Regions from separate parts of the Homo sapiens genome. Here regions 1 and 2 are each linked to region 3. A link is a loop called in an ENCODE intact Hi-C map of the cell type or tissue named here. Cell type or tissue: dorsolateral prefrontal cortex. All regions are shown on one strand. Region 1 has its middle 140 kb from the start of CAVIN4. Region 2 has its middle 24 kb from the start of CAVIN4. Region 3 overlaps PLPPR1 (phospholipid phosphatase related 1).

Evidence for each region. Peaks named below come from ENCODE experiments on the same cell type or tissue, not always from the same donor. Only the 100,000 strongest peaks of a DNase experiment are listed, where the experiment ranks them.
Region 1: a loop joins it to region 3, with 14 times the contacts of the local background. A loop is called at or near these places in 48 of 110 quality-filtered maps.
Region 2: it touches region 3 in a loop (5-fold over the local background); 22 of 110 quality-filtered maps call a loop at or near these places.

The regions. Positions count from the first base shown.
Region 1 is chr9:100,711,627-100,719,626 of GRCh38, reverse strand. No RefSeq gene overlaps it. Among named protein-coding and RNA genes, the nearest start is that of CAVIN4, 140 kb to the right of the region's middle. In dorsolateral prefrontal cortex, CTCF peaks have their summits at 4,606 and 4,814 (motif pointing left); DNase peaks (open chromatin) are centred at 4,419 and 4,806; H3K4me3 peaks cover 952 bases.
Region 2 is chr9:100,598,532-100,606,531 of GRCh38, reverse strand. No RefSeq gene overlaps it. Among named protein-coding and RNA genes, the nearest start is that of CAVIN4, 24 kb to the right of the region's middle. RefSeq lists an enhancer at 7,491-7,785. In dorsolateral prefrontal cortex, CTCF peaks have their summits at 3,987 (motif pointing left), 5,197 (motif pointing left), 7,434, 7,636 and 1 weaker place; DNase peaks (open chromatin) are centred at 4,004, 5,155 and 7,611; H3K4me3 peaks cover 1,080 bases; H3K27ac peaks cover 835 bases.
Region 3 is chr9:101,231,326-101,239,325 of GRCh38, reverse strand. The region is part of intron 2 of PLPPR1 (phospholipid phosphatase related 1); the gene reads right to left. LOC105376182 (a long non-coding RNA gene) reads left to right here. Exons shown (of 4, transcript XR_930182.3): 2 at 555-655; 3 at 5,547-5,636. Among named protein-coding and RNA genes, the nearest start is that of BAAT, 150 kb to the left of the region's middle. In dorsolateral prefrontal cortex, CTCF peaks have their summits at 3,429 and 3,630 (motif pointing right); no DNase peak of the experiment used is centred here; H3K4me3 peaks cover 1,222 bases; H3K27ac peaks cover 5,452 bases.

The DNA.
Region 1 (8,000 bases), 520 kb after region 3:
TACATTCAGGCTATTTGCACTCATTTCACAATACAGAGGAAGAAAGACACTGTTTCTGATAAGGAAAAAGGCTTAGATGGTCCAGTAACTTACCAATCCAGTCAAAAGGCAAGAACCCAGTTTAAAAGACATGAAATAAAAGTTAATTCAACTAGGAAATGGATATGCAGTATCTAAAGGCTCAGACTACCAGATGTACTAAAAGTTGTGAACAGTAATCAACTATCATGGTACTGCATTATTTCCTTCTAGCCATGCAGCTGCTTGCTGTTCTTATAGCCATGGAGCTATGATTTCCTTATGCCCATGGAGTTGCCTGGTTTCCTCAGCCCATGGTGCTGCATAGTTTCCTCATAACCATGGTGCCCCATGGTCCCCTCATGACCATGGAGCTGCATGGATTCCTCATTGTCATGATGCTCCATGGTTCCTGATGTACGTGGTGCTGCTTGGTTTCCTTATGCCCATGGAGCTTCATGGTTTTCTCATGGACATAGAGCTGCATGGTTTCCACATCCCCATGGAGCTGCATAATTTCCTCATGCCTATGAAGCTGCATAGTTCTCTTATGGACACATAGCTGCATGGTTCCCTCATGCCCATGATACTACATGGTGTCCTCATGCCCATGGAGCTGCATGGTTCCCTCATGCCCATGGAGCCGCATGGTTCCCTCATGCCCATGGAGCCACGTGGTTTCCTCATGGTCGTGGTGCCACATTGTTTCCTCATGGCTATGGAGCTGCATGGTTCCTTCATGCACATGTAGCGTCGTGGTTCTCTTATGCCCACAGAGCTGCATAGTTTCCTCAGGCACATGGAGCTACCCAGTTTCCTCATGCACATGGTGCCACATGATTTTCTCAAGCTCAAGAGGCTGCATGGTTCCCCCATGCCCATATTGTTGCATGGTTTCCTCATGCCCTTGGAGCTGCATACTACCTCATGCACATGAAGCTGCATGGCTCCTCATGGCCCTGTAGCTGCATGATTCCCTTATGGCCATGGAGCTGCATGGTTCCTCATGCCCATGGAGCCTCATGGTTCCCTCATGGCCATCATACTGCATGGCTTCTTCATGCCCATAGAGCTGCATGGTTCCTTTAAGGTCATGATCCAGCATCATTCCCTCATGCCCGTGGCCATGATGAGGTACAGGGAATTTTTGCTTCATGAATGTGCCTAGTTAAGGATAGGGGATAGAGAGGGGCATGTGTGTCCTGGAGGAATATAGATAGACCTTACACTGCAAATATTCCCCTAATTTTGCTCTTCTGTCTTTCAAAGCAAACAAGCCAAAAAGATGGAGGGCATGGTTCTCAACATTGGCTACATATTAGAATCACCAGTGCTGCTCTTAAAAAGCACTATTCCCCGACCCAGCCAAGACCAATTGCAGCAGAATCTATGGTGGCATTGCCAGGATTGAAAGCAAGTAGCATAAAGGCATAACTTACAGTAAGGGACTGAAAACTTGCATGTCTGCATCAGATATGAAGGGGCTACTACCTCTTCTGTAGCCTCTCTTGTGACTCTCATTCCAGGGAGTAAAAGGGGAGGAAACTAACAATACATGAAAAGACACATAAATGTTTCATAAACTAAGCATCGAAATGAGAAGCAACGTAATGCAGGCAACTCCAAGAACACCTCTTCGACCAACATTAAACCAGTGACTTAAATCTGCCATGGAAATTGGCTAAATCTTCCACTGGTTTCACTTCTTCCACTCAGTTGTTTCTGCTACTTTTGACTTTGTTTTCTCTCTTGAGGGGATCCCTGTGGATTGTGCCAGACAGGCTTATTCTGGCTGACTCACTGCTGTTCAGAGACTTTCTAAGATTATCCCGCCTCAGTGGAATTATTCAGGGGGTTCCCAGTCCTTTCAGAGATAGCAAACCAATAAAATATTGGAATATATTATCAGGAGGCTGCTATAACATTACAATTATTAATACATTATCTTCCCACAAATAGGTCACAGGCACAAAAGCTTTGAATAGCCTGGGGCATTACTGAACTTGATTTTAGCTGGATGCCAATGCCAATGAGCAAATTTTTTTTCACTTCTCAAAATAAATGTACAGCCCAGTTTACTTAAAGAGTGAAAGATTAAAAATACCTCCTAGTTTGAGTACTGCATTCTCCTTGAGAATATAGAAAAGGAAAGTGAACTAGCAACTATTGGATACCATGTGAACTCCCTCTTGAAAAACAGAAGCTGCCATGGGAAGCTTTGGTGAAACCTGGGCCAGCTGCGTGGTGCCATTTACCATTGAGGTGCTACTAGATGAGGCATCTGTTATGGGTTGAATTGTACCCCCCAAAAAATGTTGAAGTCTTGTCCCCTAGTATCTGTGAATATATTATATTCACAGCTGGAATTATAGGCATGCGCCTATAATCCCAGCTACTCAGGAGGCTGAGGCAGGAGAATCGCTTGAACCCGGGAGGCAGAGGTTGCAGTGAGCCAAGATCACACCATTGCACTTGTTTAGAAATATGTTCTTTAAGATGATCAAATTAAGGTGAAGTCATTAGGGTGAGCCCTAATCTAATATGACTGGAGTTCTTATGAAAAGGAGACATTTGGACACAAAGACACTTACAAAGGGAAGACAATGTGAAGTCACGGGGTAAATATCTACATGCTGAGGAATGCCAGAAGCTAGCGGAGAGGCCTGGAGATGCCTCCCTCACAGCCCTCAGAAGGAACCAACCCTGTTGACACCCTAATTTCAGACTTCTAGCCACTAGAAAAGTGAGACAACAAGTGTCTGATGCGTAAACCACCCAGTTTGTTGTACTTTGTTATGGCAGCCCTAGGAAAGTAATACAGCATCCAAAAAAAAGTATTGGTTTAAAACCTAGTGAACAATTCAAAACCAAACCACAAATCCAGAGCCCTAGGTAAAAACAGGCATTCAGGGTATCATGCCAAAGAAGGCAGGTACCAGAAAGAGCTGACTAGAGAAAGTTAGAATGCTAGGGGCTGGGGTGGGATCAGGGGAGGGACCAGTGGTAAAGAAATCTCAAAGACAAAGAGGAAATAAGCTCACTTCATAAACACAGATTCAGCACCTACTGTGGGCTAGGCAGTTTCCTAGGTGCTGGGGATACAAAGGTGAGTAAGTCATACCCTGCCCACAAGGAGTCATGTGTCATCTGCCCCATTAGACTGTTGTTGATATCCTATGCCAAGATAGCAGCAAGCAGAGTAGTTTGAGGGCATAAAGGGATGGAAGATACTCACATAGCAATGTGGGTGCTTGGGGAAGACTTCCTGGATAATAGGATATCTAGACTCAATCTTGAAGAATGATATATTGGCAGGGTGGACAAAAAGAGGTCTATTTTCATAAAGAACCCAGGGGCCTCTCAGTACTGTGTTGAGGGTATCTAGGAGGATGTGATTCTTTTTAAAAAGAGAAGAGGTGGCCAGGTGCGGTGGCTCACACCTGTAATCCCAGCACTTTGGGAGGCCAAGATGGGTGGATCACCTGAGGTCAGGAGTTGGAGACCAGCCCGGCCAACACGGTGAAACCCTGTCTCTACTAAAAATACAAAAATTAGCTGGATGTGGAGGCATGCGCCTCTAATCTCAGCTACTCAGGAGGCTGAGGCAGGAGAATCACTTGAACCTGGGAGGCAGAGGTTGCAGTGAGCCAAGATCACACCACTGCACTCCAGCCTGGGCGACAGAGCAAAACTCCATCTCAAAAAAAAAAAAAAGGAAGAGGCATACCTTCACACACACACACATGCACACACACACACACACACATTCTCTCTCTCTCACACACACACACACACACACTTGCACATAAACCACCACAGGTTTGGCACCTCCAGAGCTGGAGAGCATCCACAGAAATAACCAGCAGAAGCAACAGCCACCTTACAGAGCAGAGGGGACCGTGGCCAGTGGGAGTAACTGACCCCTGTATATGGGCACCTGAGATCAGGAGAAAGGGAATAAAACCATGCACACCATGTGGAAACTGGTCGTACTTCTTCGTCATACACATGACATGCTCTGCACTGCTGCTGCCTTTGAGAACTATCAGAAAAACATAGAGAGGACTTTGCAGGGGTTCATGACAGCAAGTGGGAGCAGAGCCAGATAAATCAGAATAAAAACTTAAATAATGCGATCTCATAGTGTTGTTGTAAGAAATCAAGCACAAATAGAGCAACTGGGATATACCACCCCCAGCTCCATCTATCAATGTTTGGCCCAGCCTGCATTTGCATTTACTTTATCATCTTGTGTTAATTTGTCATCATTATCACTTACCCATATTCATTTCTTGAAAGCAACCTATTTCGGGAATGATGGTTTCTTACCACAAATGAGGCTGCTTTAATGACTTCAGTGAGTGGCAATCTAATGGGATCACTGCGGCTGCGAGCCTGAGCACAGACAAGCTCGGCAGCAGCCTCCTTTGTGCAGCAGCGCTCTGTAATTGGGTCTAATGGAGGAGTTGAAGGTTTTCTCTTTCTGCCTTCCTAATGATATTAACGTCTTCATGAGGTTAATGAAACTGCTAACCCCGGGCCAACGTGAATCGCTTCCTGTATAATATAAAAACTTTCTATTTGGAGTCTTAACGCAAGCACTAAGGATTACTATTGTTGTGATAGCTGTGTCTGTTATTGTGTATAACAGGTTTTTCCTTCTTTTCTATTCCAAGAGCCAGAATCAGAGACTACCAAGGACCTGATCGAATTCAGATTCCAGACAGTGGTGGAGGATCCCAGAGGCAGTTGGTTAAGGAGATCCTCCTGGTTGGGTCAGATCCTTTATGGTCTCTACTGCCCCCTGCTGGCCTAGGGAAGGAGGAGCGGCTCTCCAGCAACCCTTGGGAGATGGAAAGTACCAGAAGACAAAATATGAAGAAATATTCTTTATTATCACTGACTATATGCTTTTCTGTTTAATACTTACAAATTCCTATAGGGTAGGTCTTGCTACTGTCATTTCATGTATGAAGAAACCTATCCTCTAGTGGTAAGCCAACGTACCTAGAGTTGCTAGGGTGTGGGAGCGTCAGATCCAGGACAAAGTACAAGTCGGTCTGGTTTGCCACTGTTGTTTGAAGACATGGTACGGTGAAAAATGCATGTACTTTAACACCAGAGCAACTTGTGTTTTCACCTTAATTCCCTAATGTAAGAGCTATACAATGATAAAACAAGTTACTTAAAAGAGCTAAGCTCCGTTTCATCTACAAAACATGAATTATCATATCTATCTTGAAGGACTGTTGTGGGGGTTAATAACAAGGAAGGCAAAGCACAGGGCCTAGAATACAGTGGCTGCACAGTAGATGGAGGGTGGTATTGGGGCCAGAGACAGAGGGTGGAAAAGGGTAGGCCTTCCTGTGGATCTAGTGGCTCAATGGTTGCTTTATTCAGGTCCCCAGGAGGTTTTAACTCAAAGTCTGGGCTCAAAAAATATACTAGAATGCTCAGCTAATGATGCCAGCACATCTGAATAGCTCTTTATCACTTATAAACCAATTTTGTGTATATTTTATTTGATCTTCACAAATATGTACCTGTAGATGCATAAATATGCCACAGTTAGTTGAGGAAACACACAATATGCCCAGTATTATACTAAGCACATAAAATAATGGCTGGATTTCATCTTCATAACAACCCTATAAGTATTATTATTTTCTCCATTGTCTAGATGAGGAAACTGAGCCTCAGAAAGATTAAGGAAATTTCCCAGAGTCACACTGTATTAAGTTGCAGAGCTAAGACTTGAACACTGGCCCATATGACTACAGAAATCATTTCTCTCAACCATTGGGCTACACTGCCTTTTTCTGAAGAAGGGAGACAAGTATTACATTTTCACTATATAGACAAGGATATTCTGACTCGTGTAATAGTGATATGGTTTGGCTCTGTGTCCCCACCCAAATCTCATCTTGTAGCTCCCATAATTCCCACTTGTTGTGGGAAGGACCCAGTGGGAGATGATTGAATCATGGGGGTAGGTCTTTTCAATGCTGTTCTCGTGAGAGTGAGTGGGTCTCACGAGTTCTGATGGTTTTTAAAATGGGAGTTTCTCTGCTCTCTTTTTGCCTGCTGCCATCCATGTAAGATGTGACTTGCTCATCCTTCTGCCATGATTGTGAGGCCTCCCCAGCCATGTGGAACTGGAAGTCCAATAAACCTCTTTCTTTTGTAAATTGCCCAATCTCAGGTATGACTTTATCAGGAGCATGAAAACAGACTAACACAATAAATTGGTACCAGTAGAGTGGGACACTGCTGAAAAGATACCCAAAAATGTGGAAGCAACCTTGAAACTAAGTAACAGGCAGAGGTTGGAACAGTTTGGAGGGCTCAGAAGAAGAGGAAAATGTGAGAAAGTTTGGAACTCCCTAGAGACTTGTTGAATGGCTTTTACCAAAATGCTGATAATGATATGGACAATGAAATTTAGGCTGAGGTGGTGTCAGATGGAGATGAGGAACTTATTGGGAACTGGAGCAAAGGTGACTCTTGTTATTTTTTAGCAAAAAGACTGGCAGCATTTTGCCCCTGCCCTAGAGATTTGTGGAGCTTTGAACTTGAGAGAGATGATTTAGGGTATATGGTGGAAGAAATTTCTAAGCAACAAAGCATTCAAGAGGAAAGTTGGACGCTGTTAAAGGCATTCAGTTTCAAAAGGGAAACAGAGCATAAAAGTTTAGAAAATTTGCAGCCTGACAATGCAATAGAAAAGAAAATCCCATTTTCTGAGGAAAAATTCAAGTGAGCTGCAGAAATTTGCATAAGTAATGAGGAGCCAAACGTTAATCACCAAGACAATGGGGAAACTATCTCCAACTGTCAGAGACCTTTGCAGCAGCCCCTCCCACCACAGGCCCAGAGGCCTAGGAGGAAAAAGTGGTTTCGGGGGCCAGGCCCAAGGTCCCCATGCTGTGTGCAGCCTAGGCACTTCGTGCCCTGTGTCCCAGCTGCCCCAGCCATGGCTGAAATGGGCCAACATAGAGCTCAGGCCGTGGCTTCAGAGGGTGGAAGCCCCAAGCTTTGGCAGCTTCCACATGGTGTTGAGCCTGCAGGTGCACAGAAATCAAGCATTGAGGTTTAGGAACCTCCACCTAGATTTCAGAGGATGTATGGAAATGCCTGGATGCCCAGGCAGAAGTTTGCTGCAGGGGTGGGGCCCTCATGGAGAACCTCTGCTAGGGCAGTATGGAAGGGAAATGTGGGGTTGGAGCCCCCCCACAGAGTCACTACTGGGATACCACTTAGTGGAGCTGTGAGAAGACGGCCACCATCCTCCAGACCCCAGAATGATAGATCCACCAACAGTTTGCACTGTGCTCCCAGAATGGTAGATCCACCAAAAGTTTGCACTGTGCACCTGGAAAAGATTCAGACACTCAACATCAGTCCATGAAAGCAGCCAGGAGGGAGGCTGTACCCTGCAAAGCACAGGGGCAGAGCTCCCCAAGACCATGGGAATCCACCTCTTGCATCAGCGGACCTGGATGTGAGACATGGAATCAAAGGTGATCACTTTGAGCTTTAAGATTTGACTGCTCTACTGGATTTCAGACTTGCCTGGGGCCTTTAGCCCCTTTGTTTCAGCCAATTTCTCCCATTTGGAATGGCTGTATTTACCCAATGCCTGTATCCCCATTGTATCTAGGAAGGAACTAACTTGCTTTTGATTTTACAGGGTCATAGGAGGAAGGGACTTGCCTTGTCTCAGATGAGACTTTGGCTGTGGACTTTTGAGTTAATGCTGAAATGAGTTGAGAGTTTGGGGGACTGTTGGGAAGGCATAATTGGTTTTGAAATGTGCAGATATGAGATTTTACAGGGGCCGGGCAGAACAATATGGTTTAGCCCTGTGTCCCCACACAAATCTCACCTTGGAGCTTCCATAATTCCCACATATTGTGGGAAGGAACCCAGTGAGAGATGATTGAATCATGAGGGCAGGTCTCTCCTGTGCTGTCCTTGTGATA
Region 2 (8,000 bases), 630 kb after region 3:
AGAAATTACTAAGTGTCTGTCTAGCACACCCTTCCAGGTTATATTAACCTTTCATCATCTTTGAGCTATTTTACAACTCTGTAAGTTGTAGAAAATAGAAAACAATGTAAATTATTTCTGTCCATAAAAATGTAAATTAATTTTCTCTAGAACATCATTGATTTTTCCCTCATAGATAGATCTGTTTTACATCTATTTGTAAATTCATTCCAGTATTCTTTATTTTCCTATATAATGTGTGGTTCTTTTAATTTCCCTTTGAACCAACTGTAACATTTTAACTGCCTCCTTCATTAATTAATAAGTTAAATAAACTCTTTATACATGTTCATTTTATATCTGTATGAAAGTCATGATTTTATATATTTTTAATTGCCCTTCAACACTATTATTATAGTGGTTTCTTTTTCAAGGAATGGTTGTGAATCAAAATGTTACACCCACTTTTTTATATGTACAAAAGCAAAGATACTCTCATAAAGGCAAGTGTGCAGAAAATGTGTGAAATATATAACACAAATACCTTCATTGTTTAAAGTGCTTGAAGAAATCAGCATGCTGAAGCATAAATCAACATTAAGAACCCTGCAACAACCAAGAACTGGAGTTAAACACTAAAATCCCATAAATATGTATCATGTAAATAATTATAGCCATACATTACAAACAAAGGAAAAAAGGTTCTGAAATAACATATAATATTTTTAAAATACATTTAACTACAATATATGTCTCTAAAACCCTTCCATGCCCAATCCTTTGGTAGATAGGAAATCTGATTGCATAATTACTTTGGACTATAAAAAAGAGATTCCCCTATATGCCTGAAAAACTTTCTACAAAAAAGGCACCATTAAGGGGAGGATAGACAGCCTGCCTGCTTTGTTCTCACAAATATTCATGAGCACAGAATTCTCCTTCTGGCAGCTTCTTTCTGCAGACCTTGCCGGGGAACAGACCCTCTTGTTGAGCCATAGCAATCATCTGCCTAAACTAAGGGGACCTAACAGGGTCCAGCTAATCTCTTATCTGTGTATGCTCAAAGATAATTGGCTTGATTCTGATTTGCCTGTTTTTATAAGAACACTAAGAAATGGTAAGGAATATCCATTACCTCCTCAAAATGTTTGGCAGGAAGAGGTTCTGAATAAAGTGGATTTAAAGTGGATTATGTAAAATTTGCAAAATGAATTAACCTTATTCCGACTCAGCAATGTCTGAGTACTTACAAATTCATAAATAAGCACACCATCCATGCCAAGAATACTTTTTGAATGAAAGGTAAATAGCTATAGAAGTACAGGGCCTTTGATCAGTATCTTGACAAATGAAGTACTGTAGTCCCCCCCTTATCTGCAAGGGATGCATTCCAAGATCCCCTGTGGATGCCAGAAATCATGAATAGTACTGAACCCTATATATCCTATCTTTTTTCCTATACATACAATAGAGTTTAATTCACAAATTATGCACTGTAAGAGATTAAAAACAATAATATAGTAGAACAATTATAACAATATACTGTAATAGGCCAGGCACGGTGGCTCATGCCTGTAATCCAGCATTTTGGGAGGCCAAGATTACTTGAGGATGGATTACTTGAGGCAAGGAGTTCGAGACCAGCATGGCCAACATGGCAAAACCCCATCTGTACTAAAAATACAAAAATTAGCCAGGCGTGATGGTGCACACCTGTAATTCTAGCAACTCAGAGGCTGAGGCACAAGAAATCGCTTGAACCCAGGAGGTGGAGGTTGCGGTAAGCCAAGATTGTGCCACTACACTCCAGCTTGGGTAACAAAGCAAGATTCTGTCTCAAAATAAATATATATGTGTGTGTGTGTGTGTGTGTGTGTGTGTGTGTGTGTGTGTGTACATACTGTAATAAAAGTTATGTGGATATGCCCTCTCTCTAAATATCTTACTGTACTATACTCACCCTTCTTGTGTTGATGTGAAATGATAAAATGCCTACATGATGAAATGAAGTAAGGAAGCAGGACAGCGTGAGATTTCATCATGCTACTAGCACAGTGCTCAACTTAAAACTTATGAATTGTTTGTTTCTGGAATTTTCCATTTAATATTTTTGTACTGTGGTTGACCACAGGTAACTGAAACTGCAGAAGGCAAAACTACAGATAAGGTGGGAATACTGTAATTAGTATAACAGTGACTTACTAGTCCCGCTGTGGGAAAGTATGCTAAGAAACTATAAGGAATTCACATCATATAGGCCCATTTTTTCCCACTTAAAAGAGAAAAAGATATAGCACACTTGAATATTTAATTCCTGAAATGAATTTATAAATATAATTCTGATTTATATTTCCATTTCTAAGAAACCTTAAGAATCTATATCATTCTACCCAGAACGTTTGCTTCCCAGAAGGAAATCAAGTCTTTCCCCAAAAGGGTCAAATCACTATTTTTCATGAAAAGTCAGTTAAATGCTAACCAGATATTAAGGCTTCTAAAAAGTTTATATCCATCTAGACCAGAAGTTCACAAACTTTGTCTTTATAGGGTCAGATATTATTTTTGGCTTTGCAGAACATATGGTCTCTGTCGTAATGTTAGAGGCATTTGAACCAGAGCAACTCCATCTTGAATAGGGGCTGGGTAAAATGAGGCTGGGACTCGCTGGGCTGCATTCCCAGGAACTTAGGTATTCCTAGCCTCCAGATGCTTATGGTTAAGGGAACAAATTGGTAACATCTACTAAACAGACCTAGACTCAGGAATGTCCTGATATCCCAATATCTTGAGAACAGAAGCATTCGTAATTTTGCTTTAAAGATAATAATATCAATTGCTGCAAAATATAGTAATTAAGAAAATTAATCCTTTATCACAAACTGTATTAGTCCATCTTCACATTGCTGATAAAGACATGCCTCAGACTGAGCAATTTATAAAAGAAAGAGGTTTAATGGACTTACAGTTCCACATGGCTGGGGAGGCCTCAAAATCGTGGCGGAAGGCAAGGAGGAAAAGTCACATCTTATGTGGATGGTAGCAAACAAAAACAGAGCTTGTGCAGAGAAACTCCCATTTTCAAAACCATCAGATTTTGTGAGACCCATTCACTATCACAAGAACAGCATGGGAAAGATCTGCCCCATGATTCAATTACCTCACCAGATCCCTCCCACAACATTTGGGAATTCAAGATGAGATTTGGGTGGGGACACAGAAAAACCATATCACAAACCCTTGTAGTAGAACGCCTCTCCCCATAATATAAACAAGAAGTGTACCTAGTTGGGTGCATCCCTCCTCTTGCTTTCGGGAATGCCCTGCTCTGCCTATGGAGTAGCCATTCTTTATTCCTTTACTTTTTTAATGAACTTGCTTTCACTTTTCTCTATGGACTCGACTGGAATTCTTTCCTGCATGAGATCCAAGAATCCTCTCTTGGGGCCTGGATTGGGACCCCTTTCTGGTAACAATAATTATTCATAGTTGTGCAAAAGACTTAAGATATGCCAACAAATGGGCATGGCTGTGCGCCGATTAAACTTCATTCACAAAAGCAGGTAGAGAGAGAAATTTAGCCCTAGGGCCATTGTTTGCTGACCTCTTTCTCTAGGCCTTTCTTTTAGAACTCACAGTTCAAAAACTGTGTGTGACACAAAGTGTCACAAAGTGACAAAACAAAGTGTGAGACAAAGAGCAGTGAATATTATATTCCCTATGTGTCCCTATTTTCAGAGCACAGGGTTCTTGTGCTTTCCCTAAAACTGTTTCCTAAATCATGCAGTAGCCTCTCAAGCAAGCAGAAGAGAAGCTGTCTTGCTTGACAGTATTCCATACAGTTCCTCTGGGTCAGTGAAGAAGTGAAGATGCAGAGGATGTTTTCAGAGAAGTCTTCTGTATTAAGTGACTCAATCACACTCACTTCAAAGAGATCTCCCGACTCAAAGGCATTTTAACCTGAAGTGCCACTTCTTTCTCAAAGGATATCAAGTACCAGAGTAGCTTAGCCTGCCATCTTGTGGCAAATTGGAATATGGACAGGAAAATCACTGGACCAAGACTGGAACAAGCTGGAATACCTGCTTTGTAACAGGCTCTTTGTAACATATGCTAGACACAGGGGCTCTACAGGGAGGCAAGAAAGCAATAGTCCCTTGCCCTCAGGGAGCTTACAACTGTAGAAGAAAAGATAGATATTAATCCGAAAAATTACACGAACATATATAAAATTACAGCTGTGAAAAATGGTCTGAAGGAGCTGTCCATCATGCTTGGAAAGTGGATAAAGTGGATTCAGCCTAGGCAGGAAAGGTGGAGAAGACATCCCTGAGAATAAGACGATTCAACTGAGGTCTGAGATGAGTAGGGATTTGCCAGGTGAACAAGTGAGAGAAGATGACTCCAGAGAGAGAAGCAGTAACTGTAAAAACCATGTGGTGGAGAAAAGCTAGGGGGGACTCTGGTATGAGATAAGGCCAGGAGGTAAAGAGGGGCCAGATGGTGCAGGGCCTCAGAAGGCATAAAAGGAGGTGTTTTTTATTTATCCCATAATCAGAGTGAACCTATAAAACAGTTTATGCAAGGCAGAGTGACAGAATCAGGTTTACATTTCAAAAAAGATCACACCCTGTATCAGTCAGGGTCCAATCAGGAAACAGAAACTATGCAGCAATTTGAACAGGGAAAATTTAACATCAAAGATTATTAGCTTTTTAACAGGAAATTGGAGTCACAAGGGATGGTCTGTGGGAAATAAAGAAAACTGGAGACAAGAGAGAGAAAGAATTCCAAGCATAGCCGATACAAGGAACTGCCACTAACCGAGGAGGAGCCTCCTACTGAGATCTGGAGCTTGTTGGAGACGCCATGGCCGTGGCTTACTGGACAACACAGAAGTCTCAGTGGTGGAACTTACTGAAAAATGCACCCTCTAGGGTACCAGGGAAAGCCATTCAAAAGGAGGTAACTCTCCAGAGACACTCCATAATGAAACTGCCCAAGAGCATGCCACAGGAAGCTTCTGGCCACTGGGTGCTGCTGGCCATGATGCACTACAGGAGCTGGGCTTAGGAGCCTGGCACCTGTGAAGCTGCCCACAGGAGGTGGGCCCTGGGAAATCTATGCACACTGCAGGAGGCTGCAGAGAGCCAGAGAGCCATACAGCCCAACTAGGAGAGAAAACTCCTTCCTCCTCCAGTGTCTCTCCAGTGCCCTCTGCTGACAAAGCTTAGCAACATGCCAGGTGGCAAAGGAAACATATTTAAAGGGCCCAGCCAAAGAAGGCAATGCAGAGTGGATTTGAAACTGAGGGGCCATAAATTGATAACCAGTAAACATTGGCCTCTTATATGGAGAGCTTTCTAGAAGAAGAGTAAAAGTGGATGCAAATAAACCACTTAGGGGGTGCTTAAGTAGCCCAGGAGAGGGAAGAAAAGGAGATAATAACCTATAGGTTCTGGAGCAAATACATGAGCAAGTTCCCAATGGATTATGGGAAGGACACCAAATAGCATGGCTTATGTCCCTGTGCTCACTGACCTTGCAGAAGAGCTGCCTCGAAAAGTATGGCTAAGAGACCAAGGAGAGTCAGCTGTCATACACGGGTCGTAAGACAAGAGATTGGCAGCACCAGCTGTGTGGAGTCCATTCTTTGTATACAAAAGGCAAAGGAGTAGTGTTGCTCCCAAGAGACAGACTTGCCAGGCTTAACAAGAACATCAGTTCCAACAAAAGCCACTCCCTAATCCATGCAAACAAACACTGTCAAAGCCAGGCCCACAAGGGCAGGCCTTTGGATCTAAAAAATTACTAGACAACAGCGAGCATGGCTTGTGATAAGGCCTTTTGGCTGACAGCCAGCAATCCTGGCCTTTTGGGGCTTCATACAGGCCTTCGAGCTACCTGCTATCTCAAGAAAATGGGTGGAGGGGAGTCCAGGTGAGGAGATGAAATGTCACAGCATGTCTCTGAGTCATCTCTCACGTCTCCCAAACATTAAATCGCCAAGTGGCAGAACCTGAGCTCCTACTGAGAAGCCAGGGTTAACGTAAATTTATCAACAACTATAATTTACTAAACACAAAAATAAGCGTTTAGAATGGCTTCCTCTAGGCAGTGGAACCGTGGCTGGAGACAGAAGTAGGGCAAATGACTACTGACGATTGCTTTTTAAATAAACCCTTTGGCATGGTTTAATTTTTTTTAAGACTTCACTGAAGGTGGAGAGTTTACAATTGGATAGAGAAAGTTGTTATATGATTTTGATATTGGACTGGAATTTTCATAACTCAAATAAGATTACTTTGGGTCTAAAAGTAACTAGAAAAATTTTTATTATCTGAGAGTGACGAAAGAAGTTGTAAGAATATGCCTGAGATGGTCAGTGGGAAAAGAACAGTTTCCCTCTCCTGATACTCCTCTGAATTCAGCTCTCTCAATATAATGGCACACATAGGAAGTGTGCTGAGAAAGAATCGCTTAGAATTGAGTTCTGCTGGTTGGTGGAACCAGGATTTCGACAAATCTGAATGTAGGGGTAGTCGTGGTTTCTAAGAGTTGAGTAAGCTCTTTTGTTCCATGAAAGTGTTGCCTGCTTGTAGGTTGGTTTGCATAATGCTGCAGTACCAAACTAAAATTCTTCTCATTTGGAAGTGTGAATCCATATCTCAGAATCAGTAGTGAAACAGACCATCCTGGTGGATTTGCAAAGCAGGACTTGGCTAAAACCTTGAATTCATTATCTGTCCATAAAGAAGATATGAGGTCAAAGAATAGAGATGGGAAGAGAGGTCAAGTGAGGATCCTTTGGAGAGATCTGCTGAACCCGCAACCAAAGGAGGTGGTGTGAGGGGCCTGCTTCTAACCTCAAGCTTACCAAAGAGGGCCTCTGAGGGACCACTCAGGGAGCTTGCAGTCCAAGGGATGCAGTGCACTGCTGTTTGATTCCCATCCAAGAAATCTGGAGGCACAATGGTGCCTTTCAGGTGTGGCAAATTCTGAAGGCTGATTTTTTTTTTCTTGTGGAGCCCTTTCAAAGTTTCCTCAAGCAATGCCTCCCCTCCAGCGGACTCCTGACGACAACCCCCTCAACTTACGCATCTGACAGTGAGGCCCCAATCCCCTTCTGCTGAGCTCTCACCTTCGAGAGGAAGTGTCTTAAGGAGAATTTTTTTCCAAGTAGCCAACTCCCTACCACTGACCCGCTTGGCCCAGGAAAAACTCAGTCATCATTGCCCTCTTGTCATCATATGGACAATTTGTTCGTAAGTCTAATTCAACCAACGAGACAGAAACTGCAAAGCTTAAACAGCTCAGTCGCCAGCCATAAATAAAACAGTGCCAGGAGAGAATAATTTTTCAACTATAAGGAGACCAAGACAAGGGAATAATTTACATTTCTGGTTTGCGTGAGTGGAGCTGCGAAAATAGCCCATCATATGTACATCACTATATTTTAACAAATTTCCTATTGGTAGACGGCTAGACTGCGACAGGAATTAACAGGAATTCCTACAAAACAAACCGGACTCAAGCCGGGCGCTGAACCTGGATGCTGACGGAGACGGGAAGAGAACACCCGCCCCGCAGACCTCGGCGCCTGCGCCGGCTCTGCACCGGCTCTCCGCGGCGCGCATGCGTTACGCCATTAGCGCTTTTCATGTGGCTCCTCCCCGGCCCCGGCGCGCTTACTGCGGGAAATGCAAAATTCCCTCCTCCTGCCCGCGGAGCCGGTTTCAAGAGAGCGAGCGGTGGGTTCTGGAACCACCCTGTCCTGCCGGAAGCGTACGCTCCCCCGCCTACCTGGGGACTGGGCGGGGCTCCAGGGAGAGAGGCCAGGCCTCCGCAGCCCCACCAGCTCCGGCCAGGTGCGTGGTATTCGAGAGTAGATTTGTTGTGAGGGTTAAAGTACTTAAAGTTCCTTGCCTTAAATAAAGAGCATAATAAATTGTGGCTGTTGTTACCTGCTTCCGTCACTTCTGGCGCCTGAGATTTGGTTCTTCCTCTCCAGGATTAATTTTGTT
Region 3 (8,000 bases):
GTAAATTAGTACAGCCATTGTAGAAAACAGTATGGAACTTTCTGAAAAAACTAAAAATAAAACTACCATGCAATCCAGCCATCCCACTACTGGGTATTCATCCAAAGGAAAGGAAGTATATGGAAGTGATACCTGCACCCCCACGTTTATTGCCACTCTAATCACAATACCAAAGATACAGAATTGCCTAAATGTCCACCAACAAATAAATGCATAAAGAAAATATGGTATATATGTACACACACACACACACACACACACACACTCAATGAAATTCAGCTATTTATTCAGCATGAGTAAGCCTTGAGGATATTATGTTAAGTCAGGCACAGAAAGAGAAACACTGCATGTGTAGGAGCTAAAAAAAAAAAAAGTGAGCTCATAGAAGGGGAAAATAGAACTGCGATTGTTAGAAGCTGGAAGGGTAAGAAGGAAAGGAGGATAAAGAGAGGTTGGTTAATGAATAGAAAGCTACAACTAGATGGCAGGAATGACTTCTGGTGTTCTGTATAAGTATGGCTAACAATAATCTTAATTTATTTTTATGTATTTAGGGAGTACAAGTGCAGTTTTGTGACACGAATATATTGCACAGAGGTGAAGTCTGGGCTTTTAGCCTACCCATCATCTGAATAGCAGACATTGCACCCAACAGGTAATTTTTCAACCCTCACTCTCCTCCTATTTTTCCGCCTTTTAGTGTCTCCAATGTCTATTAATCCACTCTCTACGTCCATGTGTACCCATTGATTAGCTCCCACTTGCAAGTGAGAACATGCAGTATTTGACTTTGTTTCTGAGTTATTTCACTTAGGATAATGGCCTCCAATTCCATCGAAGTATGTTGCTAAAAGACTTTCTTTCATTCTTTTTTATAGATGAGTAGTATTCCATTGTGTGCATATATATATATACACACACACACAATTCCATCATATATATATACCCTATATATATACCCATATATATATATACACCTCTATATATAGAGAGGTATATATACATCCTATATACATACCCTATATATATATAGGGTATGTATATAGGATGTATATATAGGGTGTATATATACCTCTCTCTATATAGGTATATATAGAGAGGTGTATATATATAGGTATATATATAGGGTATATATATAGGGCATATATATAGGGTATATATATGTGTGTATATGTATATATATGTGTGTATATGTATATATATACACACACGTATATAGGCTATATATATGTATGTATATGTATATATATACACACACACGTATATATAGGCTATATATATATACACATTTCTCTGATTTAAGTCTATTTGGAGAATAAGCATATATATATATATATATATATATAGGCTATATAGCCTGTGTGTGTGTGTATATATATATAGCATATATATATATATAGGCTTATTCTCCAAATAGCCTTAAATCAGAGAAATGTGTGTATATATATATGTGTGTGTATATATATATATACACACACACATATATAGCATATATATATATATATATATGCACACAATGGAATACTACTCATCTATAAAATGGAATACACAATGGAATATATATATAGCCTATATGTATATATATATATAGGCTATATACACACACATATATAGATATAGACTATATATATAGGCTATATATATATGTATATATATGATGGAATTTTGTGTGTGTGTGTGTGTATATATATATATGCACACAATGGAATACTACTCATCTATAAAATGGAATACACAATGGAATATATATATAGCCTATATGTATATATAGGCTTATTCTCCAAAGAGACTTAAATCAGAGAAATTTATAGATGTGTATCTGTGTTTAATGTGTCCTTAATTTTTGCTATACACACACACACACACACACGACCTTTCTTTATTCAATCAGTTGATGAACACTTAAGTTGATTCCATGACTGTGCTATTGTAAATAGTACTGTGATAAATATAACAGCGCAGGTATCTTTTTTTATGTGATGATTTATTTTCCTTAGGGTAGACACCCAGTAGTGAGATTGCTGGATCATTTGGTGGTTCTATTTTCAGTTCTATTGGGAAATCTCCATTGTGTTTTCCACAGAGGCTGTACTAATTTACATTCCCACCAACAGTGTATAAGTGTTCTCTTTTCTCCACATCCTAGCCAACATCTATTGTTTTTTGACTTTTTAATAATAGCCATTCTGACTGGTGTAAGATGGTATCTTGTTGTGGTTTTAATTTGCATTTCTCTGATGATTTGTGATGTTGAGCATTTTTCACACATTTAAAGATACACTTGTATGTTGTCTTTTGAAAAATACCTGTTCCTGTCCTTTACCCACATTTTAATGAGTTTGTTTTTCTTGAGTTTCTTGTAGATTCTGGATATTAACACTTTGTCAGATATATAGTTTGCAAACATTTTCTTCCCATTCTATAGGTTGTTTGCTTACTGATTATTTATTTTGCTATGCAGAAGGCTTGTAGTTTAATTAAGTCCTATTTGTCTGTTTTTGGTTTTGTTACATTTGCTTTTGAGGGTTAACAATAATACATATTTTCAAAAAGATAGAGGAGAGGATTTTGAATGTTCACATGCAAAGAAAAAAATGTTCAAAGTATTAGATTTGCTAATTATCCTGATTTGATCATTACACGTTGTATACATGTATCAAAATATCACTATAACCCATAGATATGTACAGTTATTACACGTTAACTAAAAAAGGAAAAAAAAGATGGTCATTTTTTCAAGTGTATTATGGTAACTATGAAGAAAATGTGTGTGTGTGTGTGTGTGTGTGAGTTTAGAGAGAGAGGGTAACAATTAGTCTATGATTTAAAAATAGGAATTATATATTCTACTGGCATTCTGTCCTTTGGTCCACATTTATAGAAATATTTGCCTTTTCTCTGATAGTTATTACTTTTCCTAGGGAAGAGAAGAATGCCAGGAGAAGGATGTGATTCCTCTGTTCAAATATTAGAAGAATTATGAGAAATTAGATTTGTTACAGCAAAAGTTAATATAACAGCCAGAGGGTAAAATTGGTCCAATAGGTATTTGGAAGTTAAACAGAAAAAAATTTGCATTGACTTTTTTTGGAATTGTTTAAAGATAGATGCTATAGTTTGCTTTGATAGGTAGTGTGTTTTCTATTGCTAGGGAAAACCAAGCACAACCCTGGCAATTACTTGATGGAGAGAATACTAGAAGGCATTCAAGTAAATCTAGAACAACAGGCTTTAAAGTCTCTCTACCAGAAATTCTATAAATACTGAAGAAACAGTAAGACAAATATGAAGGTATTATGAGGAACTCTCCCACTCTAAATATAAATATAATGTAACAGGAATTACATTACTATAATCAAATAGTTCTGGTTCCCATTTTGTCAGGTATAAAGCTCTGCTGACATCTTTAAAATTATTTTTTATAAAGCCAGCCAAGCATGGAATAACTTCATAGCTGCTTTAGCAAAGACTAATTCAGGAAATTACACTAATGAGAGGCTAATAAGTCACACTAAGATGAGCCTAGAAGCACACGTCTTTTTCAGAGGAAGCTGGTGAATACTGTGCCTGTAAGTGAGAGGTTTATGTTCTCATTTTCTAAGGAAAGGTTTTCAGAAATTTATCAGTAGGGGGCATTGCTGTTCTATCAGCAGAAGAGCTAGACCCAAGAAGTGCTCTCGGTAATTGAGCACTTAGAAATAATCAACAAGTCAAAGCAGATAAGAAACTATTTTTTTTCTTGGAAAAAATTCACATGTCATCTGTTCTAAATGAAACTTTAGAAAATGAAAGTACAGCATGTACATATTTGGTTTTTCCAAGATAAATGAAAGATGCTAGAGGTTTTAAAAAAATTTTGTTAAAGAGAGACTAATATCACAGCAGCTGCAGATTCAGCACTTCCAATCTCAGGAATTGAGAAGAAAGCTGAATTTGCATCATGGTGAACTAGCATCACTAATGCTTACAGCTCCCATCTAACCGTCATGAGAGTGAAATTAAACAGTTCTCCCTGTGTTCGAAACTTATTCAGTACAACAAATACTGGTCTGTTCTTCCCTCTCCCCTTCTACCCATATAGGCAAAGTCAAACAATCATGAAAGGAATCGGGGGAAAAAGTAAAATATGCAAATGTGGAATGCAGAGATGAGCTAAAGAGCTGCACTTGTTTACCTTAGACACACAAGACCCACAATTTTTCGTGGATAGAAAGATTGTTAAATACCATCAAAAATAAATGCAATTCTTTCCACATCTGCCATGATATAAATGCTAGATGTCAGGTATAATTATGTATGAATTATCATAGTTTATAGAAAAACTTGATATCCCAGCTTTTTAAAAAAATCCCTGTACTCAAGAATATGTTAGTTTTATAACTTAGAAATTAGAATCCTGAGACTTAATGAAATTCTGAATCTTAAGAAACAGCAAAAAGTAAGGATACATTTAAACACAGATACACATCAATAAATTTCTCTGATTTAAGTCTATTTGGAGAATAAGAAGGCAGACTAATTCTCACCCACTTTTAAGGTTCATTCAGATTTTATCTTCATTTATTTAACACAAATCAATGAAGTCACTTCTAAGTAATTGGCAGACAAAGGCTAGGTATTCTGGTCTAAATTTGCCTTGGCCTATGGGGCCATATTCTGAACTCCTGGAACAGGAATTTCTAGTTGAGATCTCTCTCTCTCTAATGCCTTAGATATATATCTCAACTTAAGCCCTTATAGCATTACGGTATAGAATTTTTGTTTGTTTTTTTTTTAAAAAAATACACTTGGAGATTGGAGAGAAGGTAAAACCCTAAGGACATGATACGAACCAAGTCAATAAAAGGGAGGGCTATTGGCTCTGCATTTTTAATAAATTATAAATTTGTAAATTGGGAGAGAGAAAAGGTGGGAAGCCATTGAGATAGTTCTCTGGAGGTGAAGTAGCCATTAAAACTCTCCACATGATGAGAAAACTTTTTAGAACTAAAATGTCTAAATATGAAGTTATTTGCAACATTTCAAGGTAAACTCACCCTCTTCTCCTTATACTTTCTACAAACAACTGCCTTGTGAGTGGGTATGTGTATGTTACAAACAGTAGGGGGGAGAAAACAACACCTTGGCTCCATGTTGATGACACGTGGAAAAGGATAAGAACTTGAATGACAGAGAAGTCACACAAACTAAGCTGAATATGCAGAATCAGGACCATGAACCTAGAGGAGACCATGTAAATGTAAATCCTTCTCTCATTCCTTGCCTCTCACCACCTTCTCCCTACCCCAAGAATTCACAGAAATCTTGGGTAGTACTCTGAACCTCTGCAAGTACAGAATGGAGAACTGAGTCAGTATTATAATGATATTAAAGGGTCAAGTAGCCTTAGCTGACTTTGGAATTACATGGTGGCAAAGCCCAAAAATTATTTTCAAACCATGTTTAAAGGGTAATTTTGTCTTCCTCATACCCTCCAATGCAAAGTTGTTCTGGCCACTTTCTGAATAACTGAGGTCCTGAGATTCTGGTCTCCACTTCTGTCTTAGATAATTTTGTGCAGCTGTATCACAATACCTGAGACTTATAATGGACAGTCCTGGAGGGTGAGAAGTCCAATATCAAGGAGCTGGGATCTGGTAAGGACCTTCTTGCTAAAACATTACATGTCAGAAGGTGAGAGAAAGAGCAATAGCAAGAGAGGGCCAAGTTTGTCTTTATATAATGCACCAATCCCACCCATGAAGGTGGAGCCTTCATGGCCTAATCATCTCAAAAGTCCTACGTCTTAATACTGTTACAATGGCAATTAAATTTCACTATGAATTTTGAAGGGGACAAACATTAAAGCCATGACAACTCCCATCCCCGTTGGGTCATTCTGGTAGGGCCCAAGGCACAGGGTACCATCTCTACCACCATCAACCCTTCTGATGAGCTCACTTTCATTTTAAGATTGTGATTCAAACTTTCTCTTTTTGTAAACATTATTCCATTTTCCCCAGTTACAAAATAATTTTTTAATCATTACACTTTCAGAAGTAAATGAAGAATGGCCCTAAAATCACACACCTACCTCCAGTTTGGCATGTCTATGTTTAGAGAAGCTTGTTATGGTAGTAAACAGAATTAAATGCAGCCATCTGTTGGTAAATGAAATATATGTTGAGTAGCAGTTACATTTCAGTTCAGAAAAAGATTCTGGGCTTAATCTAAATGTCCTTTGAAAGCTAACTCAAGTCTATTTGGAAAGATTAGTCCTATGTATGAGACGTATATTCCAACACAGGTTTGGAATCTGAAGTGCTCAGATGCTGACCTGAATGGGGAAGTTTCGGTGATTGGATCAGGTAAGAAAGTTGTTCAGTGTAGGATCAGACACATATTTATTTTAGCTGGAGTCAGATAAGCCAAAAGAAAGTTAATAAGATAAAGGGAAGTCTTTAGGTACCTATGAACAACCGGACATTTTCTTTAAAAGCCCCTCGTAATGTTGAGTGCCTTTATACCCATTTTACTGATTGAGGAAACTGAGGTTCACAGAGAAAAAATAACTTGCCCAAGACCTCATAGCTAGGGCAAGGTAGTGATGGGGTTGAAATGCTGGTATAATTCTAATCTCTCCATGAAAACACAGATGTAGCTCAGCAGGCAGGCAACTAGGGATGTGATTATAGGCCCAAGGCTATTGTGATATGTGAATCAGTGCTGAGCAGTACAAAAAGCAGATTTGTAATCAGAAGGTCCAGGCTCTGCTACTCATTAGACCTATGACCTTGGACAAATTGCTTGTTACTCTTTAACCCCAATTTCTTCATTATTTTTTTTCTCTTTTTAAGAAAAAAAAAAAAGAGGAGGAAGAGGATACAATTATCTACTTAACCTGAAAAAAGCTCCCCAAACAGAACAATTTAGGAGCAATAACATGTAGCCTTTTTATGTCATGATGCCCAGTTGCCCAGTTGTCCCAGTGACACTAGCACCACAGTGAGAACAGACACTCCAAGGCCACTGGTCTACTTGAACCAGTTTTTGCAGAACCAGGAGAGCAGATGAGATATATTCCAGAATTTCTCAGTGAGGCTCAAAGACCTGCAAAGAATGCTTTTGGATAATCAGTTGTTTACTTTCGAAGACATTAAAAAAATAAAACGGCACCAGAAAAATTGGCCTCCCACAAATCAGTTCAACTTCCTGTCACTAACTGTACTCAAATATTTTGTTCATTCACTTGTGGCTGCACTTAGGCCTTTTTCCACGGCAATATGCTTCTGCAAGCATAAAAGTGCTGAAATGTGTGTTTGTATGTGATTTTAAAATTTACCTTTGAAAGTGTAATGCTTTGAAAATTACATTTAACCAGGCCACATAATTTGATGATCAAGAATAGGGAGTTTGAAGTATAAGATAGAAAAAGTAAAAATATGTAAGGAAGATAATGAGAGAAATTCAGAATATTTGTGTCAATATGGATTAGCATAAACTTGGTTTTCTCTCTGATGCTGCATACAGCAACAGGAAGGAAAATCGACTACTTTAAAGCAAGTGAATCAACAATGAGCAAAGTTCACTAAAATAAAATAAAGTATACTTTGATGTTTCTCTAATATATGGGTTTTATTATTGTGGTGACACAAATGAATCTTTGTCAAGGGTGAGAATTCCCTGGGTAGTAAACTCAAGACATTTTGACTTTTGTAGTAACATTTTCAAAGCCATTAAACAAATTCGAAAGAAAAAGGTCATCAGATTTGTTTTGCAATTGAAAAGAGCCTTGGTTAGCCCCAATCAATAGGATAATCACATAAGACATTTTAAAAAACAATGTGGAATCTTCCTCCATTTTCAAAAGTACCTGAGAAAATTAAACTCTTGCAATAGGAGAATTTGTGCTAAATCTCTGCTTGATGTATATGGCTTAACCTGCTTGGGGGTAGAAAGAAACCAAAACTAAAAAAAAAAAAAACAAACGATCTCATTTATAGCCAGGAGACTTCAGGCCA